Regions from separate parts of the Homo sapiens genome. Here region 1 is linked to region 2. Evidence: chromatin loops called from intact Hi-C (ENCODE). Cell type or tissue: PC-9. All regions are shown on one strand. Each heading gives the region's core, and the rest is flanking DNA. Links, peaks and the distances in the headings are about the cores only. Region 1 has its middle 52 kb from the start of SOCS2. Region 2 overlaps CRADD (CARD and death domain containing adaptor protein).

The links. Peaks named below come from ENCODE experiments on the same cell type or tissue, not always from the same donor. Only the 100,000 strongest peaks of a DNase experiment are listed, where the experiment ranks them.
Region 1: it touches region 2 in a loop (18-fold over the local background); 1 of 110 quality-filtered maps calls a loop at or near these places.

Annotation. Positions count from the first base shown.
Region 1 is chr12:93,620,740-93,629,024 of GRCh38, reverse strand. It overlaps a transcript of SOCS2 not described here. Among named protein-coding and RNA genes, the nearest start is that of SOCS2, 52 kb to the right of the region's middle. RefSeq lists an enhancer at 3,272-4,471. In PC-9, for the core only: no CTCF peak of the experiment used is centred there; DNase peaks (open chromatin) are centred at 3,804 and 4,204; H3K27ac peaks cover 2,358 bases.
Region 2 is chr12:93,780,402-93,788,743 of GRCh38, reverse strand. The region is part of intron 2 of CRADD (CARD and death domain containing adaptor protein); the gene reads right to left. Among named protein-coding and RNA genes, the nearest start is that of CRADD-AS1, 47 kb to the right of the region's middle. RefSeq lists enhancers at 2,468-3,667, 3,680-4,179 and a silencer at 3,997-4,291. In PC-9, for the core only: no CTCF peak of the experiment used is centred there; DNase peaks (open chromatin) are centred at 2,823, 3,333 and 4,113; H3K4me3 peaks cover 1,634 bases; H3K27ac peaks cover 4,217 bases.

The DNA.
Region 1 (8,285 bases), core at 286-8,285, 160 kb after region 2:
CTCCAGGATAGACATATAGATCAACAGCATGTAATTCAGAGTTAGAAGTAAACCATACTTACAGTCAATTGATTTTTGACAAGAGTGTCAAAACAATTCAGTTGGGGGAGAATAATTTATCCAACAGATGGTACTGGAACAATTGGATAGCCTACTGAATAAAGTAGGACCCCTATCTCACACCATCTACAAAAATTAAATCAAACTAGATCAAAGACATCTTAAATGTATGAGCTAAAACTATAAAACTCTTAGAAGAAAAGATAGGTGAAACTCTCAGAAAAGATAGGTGAAATCTTTCTGACTTTCAGTTAAGCAATGGCTTCTTAGATCTAACATGAAAAGCACAGCAACAAAAGGAAAAATAGATACACTGAACTTCACCAAAATTAAAAACTTCTGTGCTTCAAAGTACACCATCAAGAAAGTGGAAAGACAGCCAGCCCGCAGAATAAGAGATAATATTTACAAATCACATATCTTATAAAGGAATTGTAACTACAATGTATAAAGAATGCCTACAACTCAATAATTTAAAAGACTAATAACCCAACTAAAAATTGCCAAGGACTTGAATGATCTTCCCAGGAAGATACATAAATGGCCAATAAATACATGGAAAGATACTTAACATAATTGTCTATCAAGAAAATGCAAATCAAAGCCACAATGAGATGCCACATAAAAAAGATAGCTAATAATAAGTGCGGACAAGGATGTGGAGAATCTAGAATAACACTGGTACACTGTTAATGGGAATGTAAAATGGTGCAGCATCTTTGAAAGAAAAAAGTCTAGAAGTTTCCCCAAAAGGTTAAACATAGAGTTACCATTTGACCCAGAAATTCTATTCCTAGGCATGTACTTAAGAGAAAAACAAACACATATGTCCATATAAAAACTTGTACACAAATCTTCATAGCAGCATTATACACAATAGCCAAAAAGGTAGAAACAACCCAAATGTCCATCAACTGATGACCATATAAATAAAATGTGGTATATTAATGCCATGGAATACTATTGGCCATAAAAAGGAATGAAGTGCTAACTAATACATCCTATAATATGAATGAAACTTGAAAATATTATTCTAAGTGAAAGAAGCCAGATACGAAAGGCTGTGTATTGTATGGTTTCATTTATTATGAAATGTCCAGAATAGGCAAATCTTTAGAGGCAAAAATAGGTAAGTGATTGCCTAGGGATGGGAGGAGGTTAGAGTTAGAGGGAAATCGAATGACTCCTAATGGATATGAGGTTACTTCTTGGGGTGATGAAAATGTTATAAAACTTATTATTATGGTTATACAAGTCTATGAAATACTAAAAATCATTGAATTGTATACTTTAAATGGGTGACTTGTATGGTATGTAAAGTATATCTCAATAAAGCTGTTATTTTAAAAATATAGAAAAAAATCTACAGAGAAAATTATTGAATAATAATTAACTTTGGTTAATTACCATTAACCAGAGATTACAGATGGTTTTTAGTTCTTCTTTGTATAGTTCTGCATTTCCTAAATTCTCTATTACCATATAATGTTATGTTATCAGAGAGTTATAAATATTTCAAAATAATTATTTACTCATTCAACAAATACTTTGTAAACACTTTCCAGGAGATAAGCACTGAGATTCAGAAAATAATGTAAGTCCCTCCTTGTGTTAGGCCATTCTCGCATTACTATAAAGGAATACCTGAGACTGGGTAATTTATAAAGAAATGAGGTTTAGTTGGCTCACAGTTCTGCAGGCTGTACAGGAATCATAGTGCCAGCATCAGCTTCAGGGGAGGCCTCAAGAAGCCTACAATCATGGTGGAAAGCAAAGGGGAATAGGCATCTCACAAGGCGGGAGGAGGAGCAAGACTGGGGAGGTGCCACACATTTATAAATGACCTGATCTTGTGAGAACTCACTATCACCAGTGCAGCCGCAAACCATGAGGGATCCACCCCATGACCCAAACACCTCCCACCAGACCTCATCTCCAACATTGGAGATTACCATTCAACATGAGATTTGGTGGGGACATATATTCAAACTATATCAACAAGCATGGCACCAACATCTGCTCAGCTTCTAGTGAGGGCCTCAGGAAGCTTACAGTCATGATGGAAGGTCAAGTGGGAGCAAGGTGAGGGTGTTGTGCCACACTTTTTTAAACAACCAGACCCTGTGTGAACTCAGAATAAGAACTTACTTATCACCAAGAAGATGTGCTAACCGCTTAATGAAGGATACGCCCTCATGATCCAATTGCCTCCCATCAGGCCCCACCTCCAACATTGGGAATCACATTTCAACATGAGATTTGGAGGGGATAAACATCCAAACCATATCACTCCTCTCATAAACCTCAAAAAGTAAGGCAGATGACATGAAGGTTTAGAGAGTGCTGTAACACAGTTGCATACAAGGTACAGTGGTGGATGAAAAGTTCTGGTGCTATTTGGAAAGGTAAGAAGGCTGTAGGGGGGTTAAAACAAAAAAAGCTTGAGTTGAGTCTTGAAGGATACGTAGGGGTTCTCCAGGTGGATGAGGTGGAGAAGGGCATTCTGGGAAGAGAACAGTATGTTCAGAGGCTCTGATGTAAAGTATCCTGACCTGCTTGGTAATTGTGTGATTCGTTAGGTATGTCTGGATTTTAAAGCCTGTTGGGAGGTTGCAGTGGGGGTAGAGGGAGGCCAGCAAGATAAGGCTAGTAGGGTGAGCTGTGCTAAGGGGGGAGGACTGAGCACATTCAGCAAAGGTAGCGTTCTATTGCATTTATGGCTGCATTCAGCAGAGACCAGACATTACCTTAAGAAGCCTTCAAGGAGTACATTGTTAAGAGAGAACGGCATCTGTGGGATAAATAGAAAGAGGCTCATTTTACTTTAACTACACCCCAGAAAGATCTAAGCAATGATCTCAGGCTGGAAAGAACCAAACCTTTGGCAGAACCGTCTAAAACCCAGGCGCTGAGGATTTGCCGTGGTGTCCACCTTGGGTCCCAATTGCTTCTGTTGTTGCTTTTATCAGGCCTTTTTCTCATGGTTACTGAGCACCCAGTATTTGCAGGCCTGCTTTAAAATAACAAGATAGAGTATCACCACTACCTCAGTTAGTCTCATTATTGAGGGATTTCAGATACAGGGTTCTGACGCAGAGCAACTGAAGGTAGCAAAGCAAACAACACAATGTGCTAAGAGAGCAGTTTCCCTTTTACAAAATAGTAATGATATGGAATTATTTTCACCAAGTAATTCTCTTTTTTTTTTTTTTTTTTTTTGAGATGGTCTCACCCTGTTGCCCAGGCTGGAGTGCAGTGGCGTGATCTCAGCTCATTGCAACCTCCGCCTCCCAGGTTCAAGCAATTCTCCTGCCTCAGCCTCCCGAGTAGCTAAGATTACAGGCACGTGCCACCACACCCAGCTAATTTTTGTGTTTTTAGTAGAGACTGGGTTTCACCATGTTGGCCAGGCTGGTCTCAAACTCCTGACCTCTGGTGATCCACTCGCCTGGGCCTCCCAAAGTGCTGAGATTACAAATGTGAGCCACCGCGCCCGGCCCTCAATAAATTCGTAAGCTTTGAAGGGCTGAATCCTGAGTTTGACAATTTTGGCTAAACCTGGGACTTGGTTAAAGACTAAGTAACTGTACCTTTATTTCAATTGCATGAACTAGAAAACTACAAAACAAGTGAAGACATGCACTGAGAAAGTGGAGTATACTATGACGGTAAATAGAAACTTTTTTTAGCATTTTAATGACAGAGAGAGATTGTGTGTGTATGACACATCAACAACAAATAAATAAAAGAACTGGTGAGGATAGATGAGTCACTGAGAATGTTTAAAACTATTTGGCTCCCCCAGGAGATGACCAGATAGTCAGTGAATGATTCAGCATGGGAAATAACCAGTAAGAGCAAATGCGAATGCTAAAGGGATATGAAAGAAATCTCAGAGATGGGGAAAACACTGGGGTCTTCACTTGCCACTGAGAGTTTTAAAAAGATTATCTCAGGGGATTAGTAAAAGGCAGGGCTTCAACCTGCTTGTTCTAAAGGTAGCTCATAAGGTATAGTCGAGAAAGAACAGGAAGAAGCATTAGTCACTATATTTAGCTATTAACCCAAGAAGATTGTTTCCACAAAGAAACCTCTTGTTAGGTCTTGTTTTAGGGTTCTATCTTTAGTATGAAATCAGAAACAACTTTGCCCACACAGTGGCATACTGTGTACTTCTACTTATTTTACCCTGCCCCCAACTTAATGGGAGCAACTTAATGGGTTCCAGCAATTTCTGATGCCTGCAGCATTCATGTATCACACTCTGTTCTGCTCTTATAAAACAGTGCCTTCCAGAGTGACTTGGGTGATGAGTATTGTCTTAGTCTGTTTGTGCTGCTATAACAAAACACCTAAGAACTGGTAATTAACACATAATAGATTTTTTTTTTTTTTTAGATGGAGTCTCTCTCTGTTGCCAGGCTGAGTGCAGTGGTGCAATCTCGGCTCACTACAACCTCCGCCTCCCGGATTCAAGTGATTCTCCTGCCTCAGCCTCCCTAGTAGCTGGGACTACAGGTGCCTGCCACCACACCTGGCTAATTTTTTGTATTTTAAGTAGAGACAAGGTTTCACCATGTTGGTCAGGATGATCTCAATCTCTTGACCTCGTGATCCACCCGCCTTGGCCTCCCAGAGTGCTGGGATTACAGGCGTGAGCCACTGCGCTTGGCCAGAAATGTATTTTTCATAGTTCTGGAAGCTGGGAAGTCCAAAGTCAAAGCGCTGGCAGGTTTCGTGTCTGGTGAGGGCCTAGTCTTTGCTTTCAAGATGGCACCTTGACCTCTGTGTCCTCATGTGGTGGAAGGGATGGAAGGATAACAAGGGACAAACACTAGTTTCCTCCAGACCTTTTACAAGGCGGCTAATCCCATTCATGAGGCTTTCACTCTCATGACTTAATTACCTCCTAAAGACCCCACCTATTAATATTCGTGATTAAGACCAGGCGCAGTGGCTCAGGCTGGGTGGGGTGGCTCACACCTGTAATCCCAGCACTTTGGGAGGCTGACGTGGGTGATCACCTGAGGTCAGGAGTTCAAGACCAGCCGGGCCAACAAGACAAAACCCTGTCTTTACTAAAAATACAAAAATTAGCTGGACATGGTGGTGTGTGCCTGTAATCCCAGCTATTTGGGAGGCTGAGGCAGGAGAATCGCTTGAGCTCGGGAGGCGGAGGTTGCAGTGAGCTGAGATCGCGATTGCACTCCTGCGTGGGCAGCAGAGCGAGACCCTGTCTCAAAAAAAAAAAAATTCATGATTAAATGTCAACTTGTGAATTTTAGAGGATGCATTTAGACCACAGCTAGTACCTAGAGGGTAGTGCCCATGTCTCTATACAGCATTTTAAATGGCATCTTACATGTTCACCCAGAGACACCATAAATATTGGTTGGTGCTTGTGTAAGTCCGTTTTCACACTGCTATAAAGAACTTCCCGGTGCAGCACACCAGCATGGCACATGTATACATATGTAACTAACCTGCACATTGTGCACATGTACCCTAAAACGTAAAGTATAATAATAATAAATTAAAAAATAATGATAATAAATAAATAAATAAAAAGAACTTCCCTGAGACTGGGTAATTTATAAAGGAAAGAGGTTTAATTGATTCACAGTTCCACATGGCTAGGGAGGCCTCAGGAAACTTATAATCATGGCTGCAGGTGAAGGGGAAGCAAGGCACGTCTTACATGGCAGCAGGAGAAAGGAGTGAGTGAGAGGAGGAAAACTTCTTGGCACTTAAACCATCAGATCTCGTGAGAACTCCCTCACTATCACGAGACCAGCCTGGGAGAAGCTGCCCCCATGATCCAATTGCTTCCCACCAGGCCCTTCCCTGACATTTGGGGGTTACAATTCGAGATGAGACTTGGGTGGGGACAAAGAGCCAAATGCTATCAGTGCTGCAGGTTATCCAGGCAAGAGTAAATATCCTTGTTGAATTTCAAACTCTAAACAGCAAAGTTATCATGCTACTTTGAACCTAAAATGGATTCCTTTTTTAAGAACTGAAAGTGATTTTTTTATTTTAAAAAATCCACCTAAACTAGTCATGGCTCAAACCTTCCATAAGTTTATAGGGCTGAATCCTGAACTTGACATACAGATTCCATTATCCAGTTGCCCTCAGTTAGGTAAATAGGTGGAGGAAGCTGGGTGTGTGTGCTTGAGCGATTTCTGAGTGAGATGTGCCTGGCAGTCTTGGCCTGTTCACTACCCCTTGCCTCATCCCTCTTATAGGCACATCCTGCCTTCCCACTTAAGGGCAGGAAGTGTGAGACCAGCTTTCCTAGGCTTTCTTCCAACCAGAGTATTGGCATAGAAGCCAGTCTTGGCCAATTGTGAGCTCAGGAGACACTCAGCTAGGGTTTTTTTGTTTTGTTTTAAAGGTTTCCTTTATAAGGAAAAGAGACCAGTAAAAAGACATCTCTTCTTCACTGGTCGTGTATCTGCATGTGACATGTGTGAGCCTTTGGAGGCATCAGTAGGTATGAGTGCAGCATCATAGCTGACATGCCAATGATGTCAGAGAGGACAGGTGGAAGACATTAACAGTAAAGGAGCAAGAGTCTCCGACAACACTTTTGTGCCTCTGTATGAAACCTGGAACTACCCTACCTCAGACCTCTTAATTGAGATATAAATTCTTAGTTGAAGCGACTATTAGTTGGGTCTTCTATCACTCACCACTGACATCATCCCCACAGAATCAGGGCACACTACCAAGGTGCATTCCTTATCTAAAGAAATCAGCAGCCCTCAGCTCCTGTGGGTTGCTGTCAGATAAGGATTTTACAAGAAGAGCCAGAAATCAAGATTTTTGTATAAAACTCCAGAGTTTTAAATGTTGGCTCAAACTAAAGAAAATTGTGCAGGCCAAACAAAACATATCTGCAGGCCAAGTTCAACCTACAGGCTGACAATTTTCAGCCTCAATCTAAGTAAGAGTTGTTGTAAGAACTAAATTAAATGAGTTTAAAATAAGATCAGTAATAATAATAGCAAGTACTCACATCACACTTAATATGTGTCAGGCACTATTCTGCTCGCTTCACCACTTTGGTGTTCATATGTTAACTGATTTAAGTCTCAGAACAACCTTATGAGGGAGGTGTAATTACTACCTCTATGTTACAGATAAAGAAAGTAAGGATAAGAGGTGTTAAGTAGGCTGGGCATGGCAGCTCATGCTTATAGTCCTAGCACTCACTTTGGAAGGCCAAGGTGGGAGGATTGCTTGAGGCCAGGGGTTCAAGACCAGCCTGAACAGCATAGTGAGACTCCATCTCTACAAAAAAAAAATTTTTTTTTAATTAGCTGGGCATGATGGTGTGTGCTTGTGGTCCCAGGTACTGGGGAGACTAAGGCAGGAGGATCTCTTAAGCCTGACCGTTCGAGGCTGCAGTGAGCTATGATTGTTCCACTGTGCCTGGGTGATAGAGTGAGACTCTGTCTCAAAAAAAGGAGAGAGAGAAGTTAAGTAACCTTGTTCTGGTCATACAGTCATGAAGAAGTGGGGCAGGGATTTGAACCTAGACCCAGGCAATCTGGATTCAGATTTCACCTCTCTTAATCAATGCATTATGCTTGCAGTACAAGCTTCTGATCCATGATAGACAGTCTGTGTAATTTCCCTTCCCAACATCCCCTCAGGTGCTTTGAGGCAACTTCAGAAACAGAACTGGGGATTTTCTGATGCTAAAGAAAGACAGTTTGGTATTTTAAATACTAACAAAAGTTGTCATTTCAATTAGGTATCTCAAAAACTACTGTGATGTCTAGATAGGTGATCAGTATAATGATACATGGAATCTATATAGTCTTGACTAGGAGTTGGAACAGTCACGAGGACGTATATGCTCAGCTCTTGGTCGCCAAAGGACAAGAGTTGCACTGAAGATGGTGAAATGTTACATCTTCAGAGAAGACCACCAACCTCCCATCATGACTGCAGCTCTCCTCACCTGGGCTCCCAAGTAGTGCAGACTTGGATAGATGGATATGGCTGGACGAATGGATAGATGAATGAGTGGGCTTCCCAAAGGTATCCATCTATCTGCATATACCAGGAGACACTGTTATTTTGACTCTTCCATTACAAGATGAATTACAAAATAGAGTGTCAAAGTTAAACTTATCTGGTGTAGTTAACAATTGTAGTGTTTAATCAAATCTTCACTAAGCATTCCCTAAAAAAGAGCTTAGTGAAGGAAATTG
Region 2 (8,342 bases), core at 60-8,059:
AGGCAGAGCTGGGGCTGGAAAGTTTGTCTTTTGATCCCAATGCCATTGCTGTTTCTATGACACCAGACAGCGTTCTCAGGTGGAGGATATCTAGACAACTAGACAACAACTACCTCACACCCTCCCTTTAAAATCAAGAACATTCCTGAATCAAGAATAGTCAAGAGACAAAAATAAATTTTAAAAAATCAAGAACATCATTCTAACAAGGGTCCAGTGGTACATTTGCTAAGGAGGTGCTCTGAGAGCCACCACTGGGCCTCAGAGACCACACACACTGTGGTCAGGTGTTGATACGGGTTGGCTGTGTCCCCACCCAAATCTCATCTTGAATTGTAGCTCCCATAATCCCCACGTGTCATGAGAGGGACAAGGTGGAGATAACTGAATCATGAGGATGGTTTCCTCCATCCTGTTCTCGTAATAGTGAGTGAGTTCTCACGAGATCTGATGGTTTTATAAGAGGTTTCTCCCTTCGCTGGGTACTCATTCTCTCTCCTGCCACCTTGTGAAGAGGTGCCTTCCACCATAATTCCCGAGGCCTCCCCAGCCTGAGAAACTGTGAGTCAATTAAATCTCTTTCCTTTAGAAATTACCCAGTGTTGGGTATTTCTTCATAGCAGCATAAGAACAGACTAATACAGGTGACATGGCAGAGATGGGTTTCCTCCAGAGCGTACACACATTCCAATGGTCATGAGATGAGCCATATTTCAAATGCAATAAAGAGACTTACCACTTCACAACCTCCAAATAATCCTACAAGGAAAAGACAGGATAATTACCAACACTACTATTAATTACTCTCAAGTTTCTTGTTGAGTGAGTTTGCATTCTTGAAGATCAGGCTTCCTTAGGTGAAGCATGCTCATGGCCTCACCATCCTCACCATGGTAAGTGATAATGCCTGCCATACAGTGGACTCCAAAAGATGTTTGTGGAATGAACAAATGAGGTCAATAGGCCACACTACAGAACTCTTTAATTCTCATGTTAAACATGCTGATAGGAAATTATCTGTCCCTAAATCATGGCAGAATAATCACAGTCAGCTATGAGGCAATCCTTTCCAGTTTGGATAGTTTTAAAGAACTTGGTATAAGCATGTATTTCTTTCCATTAAGGTCCTTTGAGAGTGGATCTTATTTGTTTCATTTTCTTGGAGAAAATCTATCCCTGAACTTGAAAAAACAACATTTCAAAGGAAAAAACAAAGACACTGAGTTTGCTAAGAGGTTAAGTACAAGGTTCAGCAGACGTACTACAACACATGCACATGTGAGCACCACTTATTTCAAAGTTAGCCTGTTAGGGAGCTACAAATATATTCCAGTGATACTGGTTTGGGGCAAAAAATGTGCAGAATGCCTTTTTGGAACTATCTTTTTCTCTACAATCAGTTGATGTGATATTAAAAAAAAAAAAAAAAAAAAAAAAACCCTGTCATACTACTTTACAGTCCTGGCTCGTTTTTAACGAAAAATTACTCTAGCCAGTTTAACCACCACCCATGAGGCTGACTTAGTGATGAACAACTCTTGGCCAGTCCCTGACATCAAATCCACCTTCTAAGAATAAATACCACTAGGGTAAAAAAAAAAAAAAAAAAAAAAAATCTTCAGCAGAATGTGCTAAGGGCTCTAAAAGTAAATTCCAAAGAGAGACTTCAAAGATATTTTGAGCAATAGCAACATTATTGGAAGATATGTATAACCTCTCAAAGTGGACTCATACACAATTTGCACAAACTGCAATATAAATCCTTAAATAGCCGAAACATACTTGTAGGCAACAATTCCATTATGTTTTGGTCATCTTTACATTATTCCCCTGGCATAGTGCCTAGTACATAGTAGGGCATGCAGCAAATGTTTTCAAAATTAGATTTTCTATGGGAATAAAGTACAGAATTACCATTAGTCACAGAAGGGCCATTACTCACTAGACTTTTGTCCTAAGGAGAAAATGATGTCTCGTGTTTCCTCATTGTCAAAGGTGGGTTTTATTGCTTTAGGGGCTCTACCTCAAGACAGTAACTGACAGATCTATTTGGTTTTACTGCCTTCTACCTCTACTGGCAAGTAGAAAACTTATCCCTCTGAATGTTGTCTCTTAAAGAAATCTTTATTTTAAAACAACTAAAATGTAAATTGAAGGGATTTCAGAATCTATAAAGAAGCGCTGGCATCTACTACACTTTTAAAAACTGTGAGCAACTGGCCATCAAGACAAAAATTTAAAAATTATACAGGATCTACCTCCATAGAAAAGGTAATGGAATTCCCTTTGAGGATGTGCCTACTATGTATACTTAATACATAGTACCCGCAGTCTTCAGGAAATCCTACAAAAGAGGTATTATCATTCTCATTTCTACAGATAAAGAAACTTGAAGCTTTGAGAAGTTAAATACAGATGTATACGTTTACACATTCCTTAGAGGGCAGAGCTAAGGTTCAAATTTAGGTCTGTTAGAATCCAGGTCTGTCCTTCATCTCTCAACTGTGGAGTTTATTCCAGAAGTCTAAAGCAGAGGGCCCACTGGCCAGCCAAAGGGGGCCTAAAACAGTGATTTGATAAACATGAATGAATTGCCAAAGTTTAGAAATATGAGGTTTTGCATAAAACATGGATTTGTACCTCCATTATATCAAACCTACATCATTCGTGTCTTCATAGGCCCGGCAGTTAATGCTTTTGAGTCTGTGACCTTTGCTATTCCCTGCTGCCTCCCCAACACTTTCTTTTAAAGGAAAAACCAAACCTAATGCTCCACCAGTCCTGTCTTACCTGTATATCCCACAGGAATTTAGAATCATACCATTTTGATGAAGTAAGATACAATCACTGAGATCAAGTACACGACTTTATGGTGAATTTAAGGCCAAAGGGTCACGTGACTTGTTCATGGTCACAAGCTACAGGCCTCGATCCCATACGTCCTTATTCTTGTCTGCTCTGCTACTCAGATTCTCACTGGCAACCAAACATATATATGATTTAATGGCCTGTGAAGTAGGGTAACACCATTCTTCCACAATTCCCTTTGAAATGACTATCATGAGCTTGCATTTCTGATGAACATGCTGGAACTGCTAAGACTTCACATCTATTTTCTTTCATTTGCCAAAAGTCCCCTATAAATAAATCACTCAGCTTCCACATATCCTCTCCTTGGTCTCCCATTCCTGTTCTGCCAGGAGCTGCCAGCAGTAGCTGTGGTTGAATACTGAAGGGGAAAAGAAGCTACAAAGGAAGCCCCAGTGGAGCATCTTTGACTTCTAACCCATAGGCCAGGGGATCGGGAAGACGCATACCAGTGAGTGACTCATAGGTCACACATACCAGTGGGTGACTCAAGCCACTACCCTTTGGAGTAGACACAATTTTTATTTTCATTTCGGATGTTCGTCAGAGGAAATCAGTTTGAATCATTTTCAATTATGTAAATACTAAAGCATATTTCAACCACATAAGATGGTAAAATTTTCTCCTCCTTTCTCTCAAAGGTACTAAGTTTATCAAATTAAATGATAAAACTTCCTCTCCCAGACTAGGAAAATACACCAAAAAATAGCTTGCCAATTGAAAATTATTTTTAGAGGTGTTTGGAGTATATGCATTATCAAACATAGTTCCTATTTTAAAAAAAAAAGCAAAACACAACATTGTACTTATTCCAATGTTTCTATATGTGACTGAAGCCAGAAACTGTATTTGTCAAAATATCATTCTTTTGAGGAAAGTGATCAAATTAATAACGAGTTGTGCCTGAAGAGGTTTTGGAATCTCAAAGTAAGCAGGCTCTGTACTTTTCTAATTAATGAAGAACAGACAGCTCTTTATTAAGAAGAATCGACTTTTTATTTATACCAAAGTGGTGTTTCTTTGACATTTGTTTTTATTTCATTGCTGACCTACTTTCTTTCTGACAGTCTTGAATGAATATCTATTCTTATGTCCTTTAACCGTCTTGCAAGGTAGCCAGGCCAACTGGCTTTCCCCCTGGACAGTAAATCACTCTGGGACTCTGTGTTCTAATATCAACTCGGCCAGAGATTTGCCACGTGTGCTTTATCAGACTCTCCATCTCTTCTGCTTGACTTCAGACATCTGCAAAGCTGAAAAACAGCTCTGACACAGAACAAAGGGTTTTAAGGTGCTCTGAAAGCCCACAGAGGGCCAAACCATGACAGCTGTGGATTAGCACGTGCTCACTTCATTCTGCTGGTGCTTGGAGACTGCACAGTGGTTAGAAGAGGAAAGGCTCAGGGGTCAGACGGCCTGGGTTTAGAGCCCAGCTCTGCCATTTATTAACCGTGCAACCTTGGGCAACTCACTTAACCTCTCTGTGCTGCGGCCACCTCAGCTATAAAATGGGACATTGAGAGTTAAACATGATTAGATATTCAAAAGACTTAGTGCAGTGCCTGTCATACCATAAAACTTAGTAAATATCAGCAGTATTTATTATTTTTCCATTTTTGATGCCCTCACTGACATGCCCTGAGTGTGAGTAAAATTTTGTCATTCAGCTTGACTATATTTAGCGCCTCGATTCTTGAAGGAAACAACGTCAGAACCATTAGTATAATTTCCTAAGATCTAGTCAGACATCTCTAGGGCATAAATTGTTACGTGGGACCAGCCATGAAGTACCGCACTGCAGGTGTTTTGGAAAGTCGCACTAAATCTAAGCAGAGGATGTGAACCCCGTGCACCCTGCAGCAAGAGTTTGGCGAGGTGGCTTGCTACTCACTCTCTTCCCTGACTGATGTCTGGTTCTGACATCCAGAGCATGACACATGACAGATGACAGCGACACATCTGCACATGCCCACCAGCACACCCAGGTTTTACAAAAGCCAATGTCATTTTTTCAGTAAGTAAACAAAATAGTGGCACAAGGGATGTGCAGAATTTCACTTGTTCATTTGCTTTGACATTTTTAGGGAATTTCTTGTGATAGTCCTAAAAATATTTTACAAACACATGAAAAATGAAATTAGCCATTTTTCTCAGGCTTCGACTTCTAACAAAAAAGATTATCAAATATAAGCTTTTGAAGAACAAGCATAAATAAATGTTATTTTATGGCTTAAAGTTACAATTTATAGGCTTTTACTCTTTTCTGAATATGAAGAAAGTTGCCACACATTTTGCTTTTATCACTGCTTGCCTTTGATGAAATCTTTGTAATTGTTACAGTAACAACCATACCTTGCATCTTTCTCACATGCAAAAAACACAAATGCTACTCCACTTGATCTATCTTAATTTACTCATTGTTTAAAATTTATCCATAAACAAAATTAAAAATAAAAAAACTTAAAAATTATAAAATCAGAGGACTACTCCTGGGAGCCAGCATAAAATAAAACAAAAGAGCTCAGATTTTGGACACAGGCAGACCTGGATTTGTGGGTGAGAAACTTAGTCCCTTCTCTGCTTTGATTTCCTCATCTGTAAAATAATAATAATAATAATAATAATAATAATAATAATAATAATAATACCTATACCTGTAACTTGGAAGGCTGATGGTACCAGGACAGTCCCTGGGGGAAAATGTGGCCCAGCAAATGATTTCTTAAGAAATAGAAGGAAAGTAAAAAGGAAAGGAAAGAGGCAAAAAAGGAGGGAGTAGCAGTGACTCTCCCCAGGCTATACAAATTGGGTTATAACCCAGGCCTTCTGCCAAAATTCTGCCTCTCAAATAGAACACTTGACTGTTTTTATTATGTGAATTTTCCATACATAACAAAGTAGAGGAAAGTGTAAAGAACCCCCAAAAACCTATCACCAAGCTTCAACAATTATTATATTTTACCATTCTGATTTCACGTATTTCCCTATACACATACTTTTTTTCTTTTGAAGGAGTATTTTTTAAAGAGTCTTAGGCCTCATATTAATTCATTAATAAGTGCTTCTAAATAGATAAGGACTTTTAAAACTCACAATACCACCAACTCAATAAAATTACCAGTAATTCCTTAGTAACATGTAATAAACAGAGTATGTTTTATTTTTGCCTGTTTAAAAAAAAAGGCATTTTTTTAGTTAGTCAGTTGTTCAAATCAAGTTCCAAACAAGATTCATACCTGCATTTGGTTTACAGGTCCCTTAAGTCTTTTTTTTTTTTTTTTCCTGAGACGGAGTCTCGCTGTTGCCCAGGTTGGAGTGCAGTGGCGTGATCTCAGCTCACTGCAGGCTCCATCTCCCACCCTTAAGTCTTTTTGTTTTTTTTAATTATACTTTAAGTTTTAAGGTACATGTGCACAATGTGCAGGTTTGTTACATATGTTTACATGTGCCATGTTGGTGTGCTGCACCCATTAACTCCTCATTTAGCATTAAGTGTATCTCCTAATGCTATCCCTCCCCCCTCCCCCAACCCCACAACAGTCCCCGGTGTGTGATGTTCCCCTTCCTGTGTCCATGTGTTCTCATTGTTCAATTCCCACCTATGAGTGAGAACATGCAGTGTTTGGTTTTTTGTCCTTGCGATAGTTTGCTGAGAATGCTGGTTTCCAGTTTCATCCATGTCCCTACAAAGGACATGAACTCATCATTTTTATGGCTGCATAGTATTCCATGGTGTATATGTGCCACATTTTCTTAATCCAGTCTATCATTGTTGGATATTTGGGTTGGTTCCAAGTCTTTGCTATTGTGAATAGTGCCGCTATAAACATACGTGTGCATGTGTCTTTATAGCAGCATGATTTATAATCCTTTGGGTATATACCCAGTAATGGGATGGCTGGGTCAAATGGTATTTCTAGTTCTAGATCCCTGAGGAATCGCCACACTGATTTCCACAATGGTTGAACTAGTTTACAGTACTTAACAGTTCCCCATCTCTACTTTTTTCTCGTAGCATTTATATACTGAAAACAAAAATGGGTCATTTGTTTTGTAGAACTTCCTACATTCAGGCATTGGCTGATCTGTACCCTTGTAGTGGTGTTTAGCATGTTCCTCTGTCTCCCGTATTTCCTATAACCTGGTATTAATAGTTAGATGTGCATGTTTGATGAGCTTCTGGTTCAGCCTCGTTGAGGGAGGGGATGTGGGTAAGAATACTTCACAGGTGGTGCTGTTTCTTTTCTATCAGATCACATTGGAGGAGCATAACTAACGTTCGGCTGTTCCACTTTTAGTGATATGGAGACTGATCCGTGGGTTCAAGTGTTGTCAGCCTGATTCTCTGTTAGAAAGCACCAATTTTACCTGATTTTATCATTCATTAATGGTTGTTGCTTAGCTCCATTACTTCATTAGATGCTACAAAACTGTAGGTTTTTAAAACTTTTCTAGCACCCTTCTGCATTTATTAGCTGTAATTCTCTATAAAGTAAATAGGAAAGCAGGGGTGGATGTGAGATCTCCTTTTTAAATCCATTTTCAGAACAATGACTTGGTGCCCTAACAATCTCAGAAGTGACAAATGCGGGATTTTTTTGTCTTATTGTCTTGTGTCTTTAGAATTTTGTCATAAACTCATGGACTTTTATATATTTTTATATATTTCAATCCTTTTGATGCTCAAACTGTCTCATCTTTGCCCTCTGGGGGATCCCCTCAGGTTGGCTTCTGAATCATTCTGACATGATCCCAGCAGTCTCTTTGATGGCTTTGCTCTAGATGGTTCAAAGAGAACCTTTAAAAAAAAGTAACCAAGAGGCTGGGCACGGTGGCTCACACTTGTAATCCCAGCACTTTGGGAGGCTGAGGCGGGTGGATTACTTGAAGTCAGGAGTTCGAGACCAGCCTGGCCAATATAGCAAAACCGTGTCTCTACTAAAAATACAAAAAAAAAAAAAAATAGCTGGGCATGGTGGCATGTGCCTGTAATCCCAGCTATGCAGGAGGCTGAGGCTGAGATATGAGAATCACTTGAACCTAGGAGGCAGGGGTTGCAGTGAGCCAAGATCACACCACTGCACTCCAGCCTGGGCAACAGAAGGAAGAGACTCTGTCTCAAAAAAAAAAAAAAGGTAATCAAGAACGTCTTTATGTGTTGTTTATCATTTTGATATTCCATTTTCCTTGTTTCACAGCAATTACACACTGTGGCTCTTCAATAACATCTACTGGCATGTGTTTGTTTATGTGCCTTACAATATAATTTAAACCAAAAAAATGCAATCCTGTTGAAAACACTAGATGTGACAGGCATGGGAATCAGGGAGTCCAGTGAAAAGAGCCAGGCTTTGAAGTTAGTCAGACCTTGATCTGAATCCCAGCCCATCATTTACCGACTGTGTAACTTCAGGTTTGTCATTAAATCTTCCTGTGCCTCGGTTTTCTCATCTGTAAATGGGATTGATAACAGT